2 separate regions of the Homo sapiens genome follow, and region 1 is linked to region 2. The links are chromatin loops, found by intact Hi-C in ENCODE. Cell type or tissue: sigmoid colon. All regions are shown on one strand. Each heading gives the region's core, and the rest is flanking DNA. Links, peaks and the distances in the headings are about the cores only. Region 1 has its middle 88 kb from the start of SLC4A7. Region 2 overlaps NEK10 (NIMA related kinase 10).

Region 1 (7,972 bases), core at 1,427-5,426, 250 kb after region 2:
TAGTCACCTTAACTTCTGTAGGATCTACTCCTCAGAGTAACCCCGGTGTTGGTTGCTGAATGACTGCCTTGGTTTGAATGTGTCCCTCAAAGTTCACGTGCTGGAAACCTACTCCCAATGCAACAGTATTAAGAGGTGGGACTTTTAAGAGGTGATTAGGTCATTCATGGATTATTATTATTATTATTATTATTATTATTGAGACAGGGTCTCATTCTGTCACCCAGGCTGGAGTGCAGTGGTGTAATCTCAGCTCACTGCAGCCTTGAGCTCAAGGGCTCAATTGATCCTCCCATCTCAGCCTCCTAAGTAGCTAAGACTACAGGTATGCACAACCACACTTCACTCATTTTCTTTTCTTTTTCTTTTTTTTTTGTTTTGTATGGAGACGAAGTTTTGCTATGTTACCCAGGCTGGTCTCAAACTCCTGGACTCAAGTGATCTGCCTGCCTTGGCCTCCCACAGTGCTGAGCTCATGGGCCTGAGCGACCATGCCCAGCCCAAATTAATCTTTTTATTTTTATTATTTTTATTTTATTCTTTTTCCTTTAAAAAAATTTTTTTAAAATCTTATTTCTTATAGAGACAGGGTCTCACTGTGTTGGCCAGGCTGGTCTTATACTCCTGGGCTCAAGTGATCCTCCCCTCTTGGCCTCCCAAAGTGCTGGGATTAAGGGCATGAGCCACTGTGTCTGGCTATGGATTGGTGTTTTTAGCACGGGAGTATGTTACTTACTGTGGGGATGGTTTTGTTATAAAAGCGAGTTCAGCACTCTTTTGCTCACTCTTGCCATGTGATGCCTTTTGTTGATGCAACAAGAAAGGCCTCAGCAGTTGAAGCCTCTGGATCGTGGACTTCCCATCCTCCAGAACAGTGAGCAAAATGAACATCTTTTTTTTTTTTTGAGACAGAGTCTCGCTCTGTTGCCCAGACTGGAGTGAAATGGTGCAATCTCGGCTCACTGCAACCTCTGCCTCCCAGTTCAAGTGATTCTCCTGCCTCAGCCTCCCAAGTAGCTGGGATTATAGGCGCCCTGTAATCACCATGCCCAGTTAATTTTTGTATTTTTAGTAGAGATGGGGTTTCACCATGTTGGTCAGGCTGGTCTTGAACTTCTGACCTCAGATGATCCACGCACCTCAGCCTCCCAAAGTGCTAGGATTACAGGTGTGAGCCACTGCACCCAGCCATGAGCATCTATTTTTATAAATCACCCAATCTGTGGTATTCCGTTGTAGCTGCACGCAAACTGACAACTAAATGAACAAACACTGTTAGAAGATACTTCTCGGCCCGGTGCGGTAGCTCACGCCTGTAATCCCAGCACTTTGGGAGGCCAAGGCAGGCCTATCACAAGGTCAGGAGTTCAAGACCAGCCTGGCCAATATGGTGAAACTCTGTCTCTACTAAAAATACAAAAATTAGCCATGTGGTGGCAGGTGCCTGTAGTCCCAGCTACTTGGGAGGCTGAGGCAGAGAATTGCTTGAACCCGGGAGGCGGAGGTTGCAGTGAGCCGAGATCGCACCACTGCACTCCAGCCTGGCGACAGAGCTAGATTCCATCTCAAAAAAAAAAAAAAAAAAAAAGAAGAAGAAGATACTTCTCATACTTTGGGTCTCCCTAGAAGCATACTCTGGAACAAGGATTCCTGTGTAAGTTGTTTAGTTGGGAATTGATCCCAGGGACACCATAAGGGAGAGAGGAAGTGAGATGGGGAAGAGAAAGGGAGGCAGCCAATAAAAGGGTGTGTTATTAAGCAAGTTTTCTCTGTGGGCAGCTAGAGTCTAATCTCAGGGAAGCTCTGGGAAATGGTACAAAACATGTCCTCAGAATTATCCCACCCCAGGGTGAGGTGGCTCAAATAATTTATATGCCAAATCCTGAGAGTCATTTGTTGAGGGCTGCTCCTGGGGGAGTCATAATTTCCCAGCCCTTTCAACCTGCCACACATAGAAGGACAGGGTGGCCTTCCACAGTTTCAGAAACTCCCTCAGGCTCCATGATGCAGACGCTGGAAGGTGGAAGTCGGCCAGAGCACACTGACATGGAAAGTCTGAGGGAAAGTCTGTGGGCGAGGCACACACTGCATTTTCTACACCCCTTTCCAGGGAAAAATGTCCACAGGAGACCTGAATCCTCTCCATAGCATTTGTGACAACTGGTTGTTCCCATACCCACCCCACACCTGAACTGAGAAGAAACTTAGTACATATCAGGGCAAATGATTTCATTGCTGGCAACTTCAAGTGTTGAAGTGCTTTCCCATGTATCCTAAAATCTCCCTGTCCCTACATTCCTCAGTGGCTGCTAGTTCAACTCTCTGGAGCTGCTCAAAACACCTAAAGCCTTTTCTGCATGTCAGCCTTTAAATATGTGAAATAGTCACAATAGTCCCTCTGTATACCTGTGGTTCCCTGTTTTTTAAACATCTGCAATTCTTTCAACATAATGCTTACATGATATGATTTTGAGTTCCCAGCCATCCCTCACACACCTAAGAAAAATTTTTTATAAAGGGAAAATAAAGTATCCACTAAGGACCATGTACTAAATTGCTTTTAAACACTGGCGTCCCTTCAACCCACATTCTTTAAATATGTGATGACAACATAGTGAGAAAAGAGGCTGGGCTTCCTTGGGGAGATGGATGGAGGATGAAGGTCGTTAACAAGGCTCAGTGTCCCCTCTACATTCCAGCACAATTCAACTCTTGTTACAAACTTGCAAATACCTACAACAAAAGTAAAGCCCTGTAAGTAATTGTTGTATCTTCTCCAAAGGCATATTAGGGATTTGAGTTCTTGTTCTCTACCCTTACCCCAAATTGTTTATGAATATATTCCTTTCAGTCATGTGTAGCACTTTTCCTGAGTGGACTAGGGGAATTTGATTTTCTCCATCTTGTTACATTTCTAGTACAGTCTTGTTGAGCCCCGTGCTCCTTTCACAGATTAATTCCTTTCCCAGCAGTTGCTCAGCTTTCCTGACAAGGCTTATAGTACTTTCTGTAATGCTCATTGCACCCCTTGGAGAAAAAGATTATTCCTGTTATATTACAGAAGAGGACATTGAGCCTCAAAGAAGTGAATATTTTTGTCTAAAGCTAAAATGGGAACCTAGGCTTGCCTGACTCTCAGCAATTTCTGTTATCTTTTTCCTGTTTAGGATCCATTCCTCCTTATTCTGGTATAGTGCCCACATTTATCTTTTGGAAACCGCCCCCTCTACTTACTTCAATCTTTGTTATTTGGGTGAAGATGTCTCCATCCCAGGTTCCAGGCACAAGCCAGTCACCATACACTCTTCCCTTGGCCAGTTATTGGTTCAAAGATGAGCACGTGACCAGAGTTAGGCCCTTATTTTATTTTATTTTATTGAATTAATTAATTTATTTTTTGAGGTGGAGTTTCACTGTGTCGCCCAGGCTGAAGCACAGTGGCACAATCTCGGCTCACTGCAATCTCTGCCTCCCAGGTTCAAGTAATTCTCTTGCCTCAGCCTCCCAAGTAGCTGGGACTACAGGTGTGTACCACCACGCCTGGCTAATTTTTGTATTTTTAGTAGAGACAGGGTTTCACTATATTGGCCAGGCTTGTCTTGAACTCCTGATAGGCCTGCCTTGGCCTCCCAAAGTGCTGGGATTACAGGCGTGAGCCATCGTGCCCGGCCAGGCCCTTATTTTAATCGGGTGAAAGAAAGCAAGAAATTCTTTCCAATAAGACTAGAAGTTGTAAGGGTGATGTGAGCCTGAATCTACCAGGAGCCACCACGAAGAGCCTAATAATGGAGCCATCAAAGAGGATAATTGAGATAAGGGGGAGAGAGGGTGAGCTCAGATGGCATCACTGGAGTTCCTAGATCCAGCTGTATCTATTTATCTCTGGACTTCTCTGTTACAGGATCAATAAGTCAAAATCAGTCTCTCTATCCACCCCACCATGTTCTTCCCCCTCTGCCTCTTTCTCTCTCTTCTCCTTCCTCCCTCTCTACCTCCTAAGCAAGTTTGAGCTGATTTATTATTTGCAATGGACCAACCAAAATAATTGTAACAAATTGGTACTCCTCTCCCCAAGCTCTTCCCACAACAGTGCACAGATTACATTTTGGTATAGACACCACACATACCCACATCCACGCAATCATTTATTTTTTTCAGACCCATTTGCTCTCACAAACTGATATGGTTTGGATGTTTGTCCCTTTCAAATCTCATGTTGGAATGTGATCCCTAATGTTGGAGGTGGGGCCTAGTGGGAGGTGTTTGGGTCATGGGTGGCAGAACCTTCATGAATGGCCTAGTGCCATCCTAGTAATAATGAGTGAATGGTTGTTCTATTAGTTCACGAGACAGCTGGTTGTTAGAAGGAGACCAGCACCTCCTTTCTTCTCTCTCTTTTGTTCCCTCTCTTGCCATGTGACACACCTGCTCCCTCTTTGCCTTCTGCCATGAGTAAAAGATTCCTGGAGGCTCACCAGAAGCAGATGCTGGTGCCATGTGTCTGTAGCCTGCAAAACTATGAGCCAGATAAACTTCTTTTCTTATAAATTTCCCAGTGTTGGGTATTCCTTTATAGCAATGCAAAATGGAATGACACACGCTTTGAGAGAAGCTGGGGCTGGGTCCGTATTAAGTTGTTATAATGTGTTGTTTTTTTTTTTTCTGAGACAGAGTCTCGCTCTGTCACCCACGCTGGAGTGCAGTGGCACGATCTTGGCTCACTGCAACCTCCGCCTCCCAGGTTCAAGCCATACTCCTGCCTCAGTCTCCCAAGTAGCTAGGATTACAGGCATGCGTCACCATGCCCAGCTAATTTTTGTATTTTTAGTGGAGATGGGGTTTCACTATGTTGGCCAGGCTGGTCTTGAACTCCTGACCTCATGATCCTCCCACCTCCGCCTCCCAAAGTACAGGATTACAGGCGAAAGCCACTATGCCCAGCCTATAGTCTTTTTTATAAGTGAAGAAACTGAGACTCAGAGAGGCTAAATGACTTATCTAAGATCATGCAGTGAGCCAGTGGATGGCAGACCTGGTAGAAGGACCCAGACACCGGGTCTTAGGCCAGTGTTCTTTCCACTGTATCTTGCTGGATTCCTGGGCTCATGACTCACCTTAATCAACAAGCTACATGATTCTCCAAAAAAGCTCATCTCTCTGGACTTTAATTCTCAACTACAAAATGAGGAAGTTGGCAACTATGATTCCAAAGGGCTCTTCCAAAACTTGTATTCAGGTGCTCCATGATATTGCTTCATAACTGTGCCTAGGACTGGCTAGGTTGACTCTAAGACCCTAATGAGAGAATGTCACATCAGTCAGCATGCACACACACACACACACACTCATGTACACACCTGTCATTAAAGTCTCTAGTGTTTTTGTGCTGAGAAGGAGCAAACATTGGTAACAACCCAAGAGTAATAAAATAATTGTGTAGATGCTCCGTACCCCATCTGTTCTATTCCTGTTTTTAAAACGAGTGCCATGTGCTTTAATCTTCTTGTCTTTTAGTCCCCAAACAAAATGAAATAAAGCAGTCTTTGCGTTGCTGCATTTCCAGTGACAATGAGACAACGGGCTCTGCACCAGTCCTGGGTCACTCACTGAGCTCTGCACTGGGGAGTGGGAAAGTGGAGGAGCTGAAAAGCCTGCCTCCTCCCATTCCTTAGGTGTGGAGACAAGGTTCAGACACAGCTCTGAGCCAAACATGTGTTCTCCCAGCTGGGGCCTATGGCTTCTCAAGATGTCAAACAGGGAAGTAGTATGTCCACACACTGATGTATTACTGATAATTCATTTATCTCTCTTCTTTTTTTTCGAGACGGAGTCTCGCTCTGTTGCCTAGGCTAGACCAGTGCAGTGGCACCATCTCAGCTCACTGCAACCGTCACCTCCCGGGTTCAAGCAATTTTCTGCCTCAGCCTCCTGAGTAGCTGGGATTACAAGCTCCCACCACCATGCCCAGCTAATTTTTGTATTTTTAGTAGAGATGGGGTTTCACCATCTTGGCCAGGCTGATCTTGAACTCTTGACCTTGTGATCCACCTTCCTCGGCCTCCCAAAGTGCTGGGATTACAGGTGTGAGCCACCACACCTGGCAATAATTTATTTATCTTATTATTTTATTTTTATTAGTACCAAAGACCAAGACTAGTGGTGTTTTGTTTTGTTTTGTTTTTTGTTTTCGAGATGGAGTCTCACTCTGTTGCCCAGGCTGAAGTGCAGTGGTATGATTTCAGCACGCTGTAACCTCCGTCTCCCAAGTTCAAGCAATACTCCTGCCTCAGCCTCCGGAGTAGCTGAGATTACAGGCTCCCACCACCACGCCCAGCTACTTTCTGTATTCTTAGCAGAGATGAGATTTCACCATGTTAGCTGTGCTGGTCTCAAACTCCTGACTTCAAGTGATCTGCCCGCCTTGGCCTCCCAAAGTGCTGGGATTACAGGAGTCAGCCCCTGCACCTGGCCCAAAACTAGTGTTAATGAGAATCTAAATCCCCATTAGACTACCTGCTTGTTGTGGGCACCTCCCTGGCCTTCATTTACTTTGCAGATTCTTTTAGTCACTCTTGGACTTTTCTTTTTCCTGCATACTGCTTTAAAAGATTTCTAAAAGGAATAGGAGCACAAAGGATATTGCCTTGCTATATTTTGTTGAACCCTAATTGTGTCGGAAAAAACTCAAACCATCTGTCTGCTGTTCTCACACCACAACAACAACGAACACAGAAGACTTCTGTGAGCAAATGTGTGGGAGTTTCTCCCCACACACCATGCAAGCAATCAGTTTTGCAGTGGATCCCAGCTGTATAGCATCAGAAACCACAGGATGAGGGTTCCATCTCACAAGTCTGCCCCCTCTCCTTCCCACCAGTCATGAATCTAGGCCCCTGGAACATCTGACCAACCAGCTTTAACTTGGGGTTTTCACAACCCCCGATTTGGGTTGGATTAATTTGTTAGAGCAGCCCACAGAACTAGGGAAATACTTATATTGACCAATTTAATGCAAAGGATATCTTAAAGGACACAAATAAACAGCCACATGAAGAGATACACAGGATGAGTTCTAGAAGAGTCCTTGAGTGCGGCAGTTTTGTCCCTGTGAAGTTGGGGACATTCTCTTGGCACATGGATGAGTTCTTGTGCACTTCCCTGAAAGCTGGGGGATGGAGCTGAAAGTCCCATCCCCTCTAACCCTGCCTTGTTCCTTCTGGTGACCAGGCCCCCATCCTGCAACTACCTAGGAACTGCCAGCCTTGAGTCAACTCAGTGTATGAAAGACACTTATCACTTTGAATATTCCAAGGATTTTAGGAGTTGTGTGCCAGCACACACGGTCAAAGACCAAATATATATTTCTCAGTATCATACAAATACAAATCCTTCCCAGTGAACTGCAATCAACTGGCTCGTGAGAATCAGGATCATTAGCAACCCAAGAATGTTTCTTGAGTTCCTGCACTCTCCTCATGCAGAGCTCCTGCCCAGTCATTGTTCTAGCTGCTTCATTGCTCCCTTCGTAAGGGAGACACTATGTCCTGACAAAGCATTACTTGCCCAAAGTAATGTCCTGTACTCTGTCTGTTCTTTAGAAAATTAGCATTACACTGTCACATGTTCACCTTTTACTATCCCAGATGTTATCTCTGAATTCAGGATTAGTTTTAGTTAATAGGACTTTAAAACTTTTGCTGGGGTGGGAGGGTAGGTGAGTATACTGGAGTGTAGAACCATATTCCAAAGCTCAACAAGACAACAGCAAAGCCTCACTCATTGTTTAATTTAGAATAAGGTGGGACATGGTCTTCTATGTGAAGGAAAAAAGGCACTTGGTATAATTCTGACTTTCCTAGGAGTCAGGGGTTTCCAGATTGGCCTCTCTCTTTTATTTTTTTGAGACAGGGTCTCACTCTGTTGTCCAGGCTGGAGTCCAGTAGCATAATCATGACGAACTGCAGGCTCTACC
Region 2 (7,972 bases), core at 1,339-5,338:
GAGATAGAGCAGAGGACTCTATTTTGGACATACTGCAGTGCCGCAGGCCCAGGTGAAAAAAATACAACAGGCCACAGAAAATGAGGTGAGGGCAAAAGACTAAAATCTGGGAGTTATTCACATGAAGGAGATTCATCTGAAGCTTGGGAGTGGGAAGACACCAAGGAAGAGAATAATGTTTAAATGGTCATGGTAATGTTATTTTTAAATGTTTGCCATGACAATAAATTTATTCAATAATTTTGATGATATGGGACTAACTCAATGTTTCCTAAACCATGTCCTGGAAACAGTCATTTTATTTTGTGCAGTGGATGGAATTAGGCATTCTACCAAAAAAAGAAAAAAGAAAAAAAAAGAAAAGAGAGAGAGACAGAGAGAAAGAGAGAGTTTTATTGTCCAATCAGCTTGGGAAATGTAAGGTAAAACAGATTTAACAAATTCTCTATCTCAGGACTCTTTGGCGCTGCTGAGCACTATAAGTCTCTAAAAGAAGAACTAGTGTGCAGCTTTTTCTAAACATCCCTAACCAAAGCACACTTCGTTTCCCAGGACACGTATTACTCCTGTGGAATAAAGTTTGAGAAGTGCTGCTATAGAGTAGAAGAATGAGAAAGACGCTTACTCCCTCTTAGAGAATTTTGTCATTATGTTATGTACTCAAGAATTTAACCTTCATTTATGAAATGAATATTTTCCCTCCATGCTCCCATGGAAAGTGGAGCAAGGCCAGGAGATTGCTCACAGACCCTGGTCTTCCTTGCATTTCCTTTCCTTATACCAACAGGACTGTACTAACCTGAGAGTGTAAACTAAAGAAAACCATGACTACAAGGTATGTATACACATGGGCTTAACACTTCTAGTTACTGACCTGAAAAGCAAATATGACTGCAAGCTTAGATTACAGCAATGCGCCCTGTGTGCCCTTTTAGCCCTCAGCATCTTTCACTTGTCACAGGCCAGAGGGCCATAAAACTGGTTTCTATATTTCTGAGTCTAATGACTTGGAGAAAGTTCCCTGGGTAATCTGAACTTTAGTTCAATCTGTAAACTGTGAACAATGTCCTTCCTAAGCTTACCCCCTGAATTGTTCCTTTTTTAAAAAAAATAGACTCAATAATATAATACTGGTAAAAAGTATGTTTTTAAGAATGGAGCACATTTTGCCAATATATTTTTATTACAGCCAAAACTGTCATTTCCATTTAGGGCTCTCATCCTAAGCCTACGTGGCAACTAAATCAATGAATGCTGAACACACTGCATAACTTTTAACACTGAATCACTGACATGACCATTTACTCCTCTGTTCAAAAATCATCAGTGGCTCCATAAAGTTTATTTATTTATTTATTTATTATTTATTTATTTATTTTGAGACAGAGTCTCCCTCTGTTGCCCAGGCTGGAGTGCAGTGGCGCGATCTTGGCTCACTGCAAGCTCCGCCTCCCGGGTTCACGCCATTCTTCTGCCTCAGCCTCCCCAGTGGCTGGGACTACAGGCGCCCGCCACCACGCCCGGCTAATTTTTTCTATTTTTTAGTAGAGACGGGGTTTCACCGTGTTAGCCAGGAAGGTCTCGATCTCCTGACTTCGTGATCCACCCACCTCGGCCTCCTAAAGTGCTGGGAGTACAGGCGTGAGCCACCGCGCCCAGCCAAAGTTTATTCTTTGGTTATGATTTTAATGCCCCTCTGTGGACTGGCCTTTACCTATCTTTCTAGGTTTGGAACAGTAACCACTCTTCTAAAAGGTTTGGTATACTCGATTTGTAGGAGGATGAGAAAAAAGGAAATACAAGAGATACTTCTAAAGTTTTCTACCGTAAGTCTGACAAAATATGGTGCCATTAAAAGAATCAGGAATTGATTCCAAAAGTTCAAGGATGAGGGGAAGAATTGAAGAGCTCCATTATAAAGTTATTGAGTATAATATGCTACAATTGCTGTTCTCAAAGTTTTGGTCTCAAACCCCTTTACACTCTTAAAAATTACTGAGAACCTCAAAGAGCTTTGTTTACATGGGTTAGAATGTATCTGTTTATATTTATTGTATTAGAAATTAAAAGTGAGAAATTTTTAAAACATAAGAATACACAAGTACACATGTTCCATCAGCTGCCAGGGCCATGATGTCATGAGATGTTGTGTAGCTTAGGGAAAATCCCACAGCACACATGTAAGAGAGTGACAAGACAAATAACATCACTGAGAATAATTTAGCATCGTGTTGAAGATAGCTTTGATCTTGTGGAATCCCTGAAAGGGTTTCAGAGACCTGTAAACTGTACACGGGCCCACACTTTGAAAACCATTATGCTACTGTGTCATCAAGGTGGTTGTCTAACATGTCTCTGGAAACTTGGGACTTAAAGGGGAAAGTTTGAGGCTGTAGATATGAACTTGTGAACAAACAGCAACAACAAAAAGATAGTTGAAGCCAAGAGCTTGGAAGATATGGGAGAAGACAATAAAGAAAAAAAAAACTTTGGGGAAGGTTATTTAGGAAGACAAGGTTAAGAATAGGAACGTGTAAATAATACCCAAAAAATGCTGAATAAATGCTAGAGGTTCTCAGGATCAGTACAGGCAAAGAGAAAACGTGGTACAGTGTGTCTCCTGCTAAAAACAGGTTGGGGAATGTAAGGGCTGAGAGAAGTCTACTCAATCGCACTATTTTTTATTATTGTTTCTAACATAATTACAATTCAGGATCTTTTAAGGTTTTCTCTTTATCTTTGATAAGCAATGTGCTATGGCTTCACTATAATGAATCCAGGTGAACATTTATCTTTATCCTGCTTGGGACTCGAGCTGTAACTGAAATCTCAATACGTGTCTTCGTTTAATTCTGAAAAACTCTAAACAATTATATCTTCAAAATGGCTTCTCTGTCATTCCTTCCAGTCTTTCCTGGCTGGAACATTCACTAAACATATAATGGAAACTGTACTAGCAGGAAAGATCCAGTCTACAAGCCACCAGTTTGCAACCTCTGAGTCGAAGAATGAGGACTGCAGCATGGCCCAGTGTGGTCTATTTAAATGGCTTCCAGAGAGAACCTTGTACATAGAATTCAATGTGCAAGTTATGCAATACATCAGTCCTGGTGGAAAGGAACTGGATTCAGGAGACAGCCTGACCTTTCAAGAAATATAGTATGAAAGTAGGAGGAGGACTTGAAGGAATAGCTGGGTCAAGAGAAGGACATTTTTATGATAAGGAAAAATAGAGAGCGGGTAGAAGGGAAAGCCTTGGCCAGGAAGAGGAATATTACTTCTGAAATATGAGGGAAGTAGAGTTGCGGGATAACCCAAATATTTCAAACAAAAAGAGAAAATAAGATAGCTCCCACTGGGATGGCCTTGGGCTTTCCTGTAAAACAGAGGATGATATAATTTGATGAGAATAATGGGGGCAGGAGAGGGTTTGGCTGAGAAAAGTGAAGATGGCTTGGAAGAGCCGCTATGGACCCTGCAGTACTGACTGAACAAGAGAGGAAAGGAACAGATACCCATGAAAAAGGCATGCTGAGAGCCACTGGCGTAAGTCGCAAGTTGTAGTAAACCCCAGCATAGCTTTGTGACTTCAGCCAACAATTCTTGGCACCTCAAGATGTTAAACAACTGCCTGAGCACGTGGTCTTCTGTGTGGAAAGAGTGCCAGGGAGGACAGACTCGGAGATAATTCCCTTCTATGGAAAGGCTGGCCAGCAGGACAATATTCGTTTAATATGTGTCTTGGTCACAAAATCTCATAAAGTCGTCTCTGAGTTTTTTCCTTCAGAGGGCAATACAATCAACCCTGTTCAATCCACCCAGAATGAGATTAAAAAAGACAGAACTTCAGATGGGAGATCAGCAGAGTAAGACACTCTTATCAACAGATTTTCTGAACAAACAGAACATCTCTAGGACAAATATTTGCTAGTTCAAGTCAGATTAACTGGACCTTCCTCCTGGAAAACGTTATTAATATTACACATATAATGTTTTCATCTAAACTGAGACACATTGGAGAATAAAAGACGGCACTATGAATAATTAAGTGGGAACAGTAAGCACATAATAAGACTGATCCAGGCAAAAGGAAACTTATGGCCCATGCTCATTTATACATGACCCAAACTGAATTGCGATAAGCAGCTCAGAAATGCATGGAACACACAGTTCTGTATGGTTGGTCACAGGAAAATAAGGATGCTTACCTACCCAGAAAACTGTGAGCAACAAGGACAGAAAGCCATTTCAAGGATGCCCTGGCTCACATATCCAAAGGGCTGTGGTTAGCTAAATTACAATAGCACGAGGCCAGTTTAGAATACAGTATGAGGAAGAGGACGATTCTTCTAATGGAAAGATGTGTAGTGCCCATGAATCCCAGAAGAGTCCAATCAGAGTAGGCTCTGTGGCTGGTTGGTACCAAAATACTTTCTCAAATGCCAAATATGGAAAAGATGGTTACTTCTGAAATACGAGGGAAGTAGAGTTGCAGGATAACCCAAATATTTCAAACAACAAAGAAAAAATAAGATAGCTCCCACTGGGATGGCCTTGGGCTTCCCTGTAAAACAGAGGATGGTTACTTTTCCAAACTTGGCACTTAAAGGAAACATATTCTGACTCAAATAACAATTCATCAATAAAATCGAGTTCAAAATTAAAGGTGTGAGCTTCCTAGTAGCTTACGAGGGCAGGGCATAAAAGGAGACACTTTTTCAGTTAAAAAAAAAAAAGTGTTAAGTAAGCTTTTCTTTAGAGCCTCACAGCTAAAGCACTATGTCTTTGCTACTCAAAGTATGGGCCATGAACTAGTAGCAATAGCATCCCTGGGAAACTTGTTAGAAATGAAGAATCTTGTTTATACATACTGAGTCAGATTCTGCATGTACAAGATGTCCAGGTGATTCCCATGCACATTAAAGTTTGAGAGGCACTAAAAACAGAGGCCAGGCATGGTGGTTCATGCCTGTAATCCCAGCACTTTGGGAGGTAGAGGCAGGCAGATCACCTGAGGTCAGGGGTTTGAGACCAGCCTGGCCAACATGGTGAAACCCCATCTCTACTATAAATGCAAAAATATTAGCCGGACATGGTGGCACGTGCCTGTAGTCCCAGCTACTCAGGAGGCTAAGGAGGGAGAATTGCTTAAACCTGGGAGGTGGAGAGTGCTAGGATTATAGGCGTGAGCCACCATGCCCAACCAGGAAAAGATTCTTGACCTCAGTGCCCTCCTTTGGGACAAGCAGGAGGCTCCTTGCTCACCTCTAGCTCAAATTTGACTCTAGAGGTTGGGAAGGGATTGACCCTGGAGCAGCTAGTAAAGCTCCATTGGCTGCCTCTCAGCCACATGAGCAGGCCATCACTCATCACTGCTGACTTTGACCTAGGGAGCTGCTTGGCCTTGAACATGTTTGAAGATGTGGCCAAGTGTATACCTCCTTGAATGGTAAATGGTTTAAAATGCCAAATAGCAAAGAAAACATAGACCAAAAAGTTCAATCCACTTAATCCCATAAGTAATACAACAGAAATACACAAATTTTTGGTCCCCATTAAAGCGCTCCTCTCAAATCTTTTTAAATAGTAGATGAGACATTCCCCATATATGGAAGCTATTGAGTTGTGAGAGAGAAAACAAAAAGTAAACATGGACTACTTCAAAGAAAAGCCCACCAGTCTTTTATTACAACTTTATAACAAGTAAAAAAAAAAATTGTATTTTTCCAACCAACCTGATAACATGGATCCCTCATTAGTAGCCTCAGACAGATTAACACTCTCAGAAAATGAATAGATGGGGCTCGATTAACCCACTCTCTGAAAGAAGAAAACAAGAGAACATGTTCACGTTTAAAATCCCAGTGTGGCAATTCATAAAAATGCAAGGCTATGAAGGAGTATAAAGAACGCACTAAGCACTTAGTTAATTTGCACTGGGGACTGTTATTTGGTACTTGAACACTTGACTCATTTTAATTCAAAACACATTTAAACTATCTTTTTCAGTGTGGAGGAGAGGCCCCCCCCAAACTTATTTGGTTCATGCCACCACCCTTACTGACTCAGTAATATTTCATAGTACCCTAAGATCAAACGAAAGAGCTAAATGTTCCAAAATTTAGGTAGGTCTAACTTGGTAAGAATTTACGCCATAACCAATTGGTATCCACTTGAAAAAATAATACATTACATCAAAAGATTATTTTCATAACCACACTTACTTATTAATGGGGGTGTGTGCATTAGTGGAAACAAAACAACTTCTCAAGCCTGGGAATCAGTTTGGACTTCACCATCTTTGTTTTCTCTTCCCCCTTTCATAGAGTACTTGTTTTTTTATCATAGCAACCACTGAAAACTCAGCTTCTGAAAGATATACCATCAGCTAAAGGAAGGCAGGATGACCTAACATTGAAATCACAAACTGCCTTCAGTTGTTCATGCTGTATCTGATGGATGTTGAGTAGCACTGAGGGTGTTTTTGGTTTTGTTTTTTAGAAAATTGAAAATACCTCACAGTGTCCCCTGGGAGTTCTCTGCAGCCCTGAGGCAGTTTGGTGCTCAGTTTGGGAAACACAGGGATAAAGTATTTTTTTAGATTAGTTTCCCCAGAAGCAGACCCTGAGATGAAGATTAGTGTGTGCAAATTAATGACTGAAAACATGCTCTCAGGAGAGGCCAGTAAGAGAGTGGGAGAAACAGGAAAGGGAAGAGGAGAAATCCAAGCAAGGGTATCACATCAGCCAAAATCTCCCCTCAATCCGAACAGTGGGGCTCTGGAATGTAAGTTACTGCTCAGAGTTGTCCCATACTGAGGCAAGGGCACTGGGCTTTTCTACACTACTGAAGCTGTTGCCATTCGCTAAGAGCTGCAGGAGGGACTGATGGAGCATTCCCAGACACTCCCACTGGCTCTCTGTGCCTGCAGGCAAGGTAGACTCAAGGAACCTGAGGGTGGTTGGTGCAAGTGTTGTTGGACAGGAAGGTGCCAAAACCAAAAGGGTGAGAACGGGAGGATTCTGGGCAAAGCACCAATACTACCCTACAGTTCTATAGTGAGATTCAGCAGAACCCTTTGAAATCAAAGTCACAGTCACTGGAGAAGTCATATTATGACAGAAACTGAAGGTGTATTTGCCACAGGTCTGTTCAGAGGGGGGAAAAAAAAACCTGGATTTTTACTTCAAATATTGAATATAGCCAATATCCAAAATACCATCATCAGATTTCTAAAGAACTATTTAACTTAAAAGTATCACTTCAATGTCATCAAATGCTACAAGTATTCACTCAACTACCTTTTGAGAGGCTTTCAAAAAGTATGTTTCTTTAGCAAAGAATGATTTAGTTGCATCCTTCAAAGGTCTTTAAAATAAGGACAATTGCAATTTTGCAATGTTTTTGAAAGAAGCCAGACACTAATCAAATTCAGAGGTGGTCACAAGGCCTTGCACCCAGCAGCTAGCAGCTACTCAAATATATATGGATGACCAATTCTCTGATTTAAACCAGTGTGGTAAAGGTAGGCACATTTTAGGCACCTCTCACTTAGATTTAAACCTAAGGGAGCATATCAGTCAAGGCAGAATCCCTCCACTGTCATGCCTCTATGAGCTCAGAAGGTGAGGTTAGCTTAGAAGTAGGAAGTCAGGGTAGGGATAGTCTATGCTCTTTGGTGACACCCACATCCCTTCCTGACCCTGCTGGGCCACTGTGAACAATTTCTATTTTGTCGCTCAGCTGTCCCACATCCAGTTATAGCTAGTAGTAAATGCAGTCAAAATGTTAAAGCTTTTCAGTCAGCTCCTAATGTTGCTTCATAGGCCATAGAACGTGCACAATGCAAGGTGCATTTCACATCAGTTGTTGAGGATACTTGTACCCAAAGAGTTGGAGCAACAGAGCCCAGACTGAAACTAGAACCCATGGCTTCCTGAATCTCAGTTTGATAGTCAGCATGTCTGAAATT

What was found. Peaks named below come from ENCODE experiments on the same cell type or tissue, not always from the same donor. Only the 100,000 strongest peaks of a DNase experiment are listed, where the experiment ranks them.
Region 1: it touches region 2 in a loop (4-fold over the local background); 1 of 110 quality-filtered maps calls a loop at or near these places.

What each region holds. Positions count from the first base shown.
Region 1 is chr3:27,568,897-27,576,868 of GRCh38, forward strand. No RefSeq gene overlaps it. Among named protein-coding and RNA genes, the nearest start is that of SLC4A7, 88 kb to the left of the region's middle. In sigmoid colon, for the core only: no CTCF peak of the experiment used is centred there; no DNase peak of the experiment used is centred there.
Region 2 is chr3:27,316,442-27,324,413 of GRCh38, forward strand. It overlaps NEK10 (NIMA related kinase 10), which reads right to left. Exons shown (of 36, transcript NM_001394966.1): 6 at 5,736-5,820. Among named protein-coding and RNA genes, the nearest start is that of NEK10, 49 kb to the right of the region's middle. In sigmoid colon, for the core only: no CTCF peak of the experiment used is centred there; a DNase peak (open chromatin) is centred at 3,630.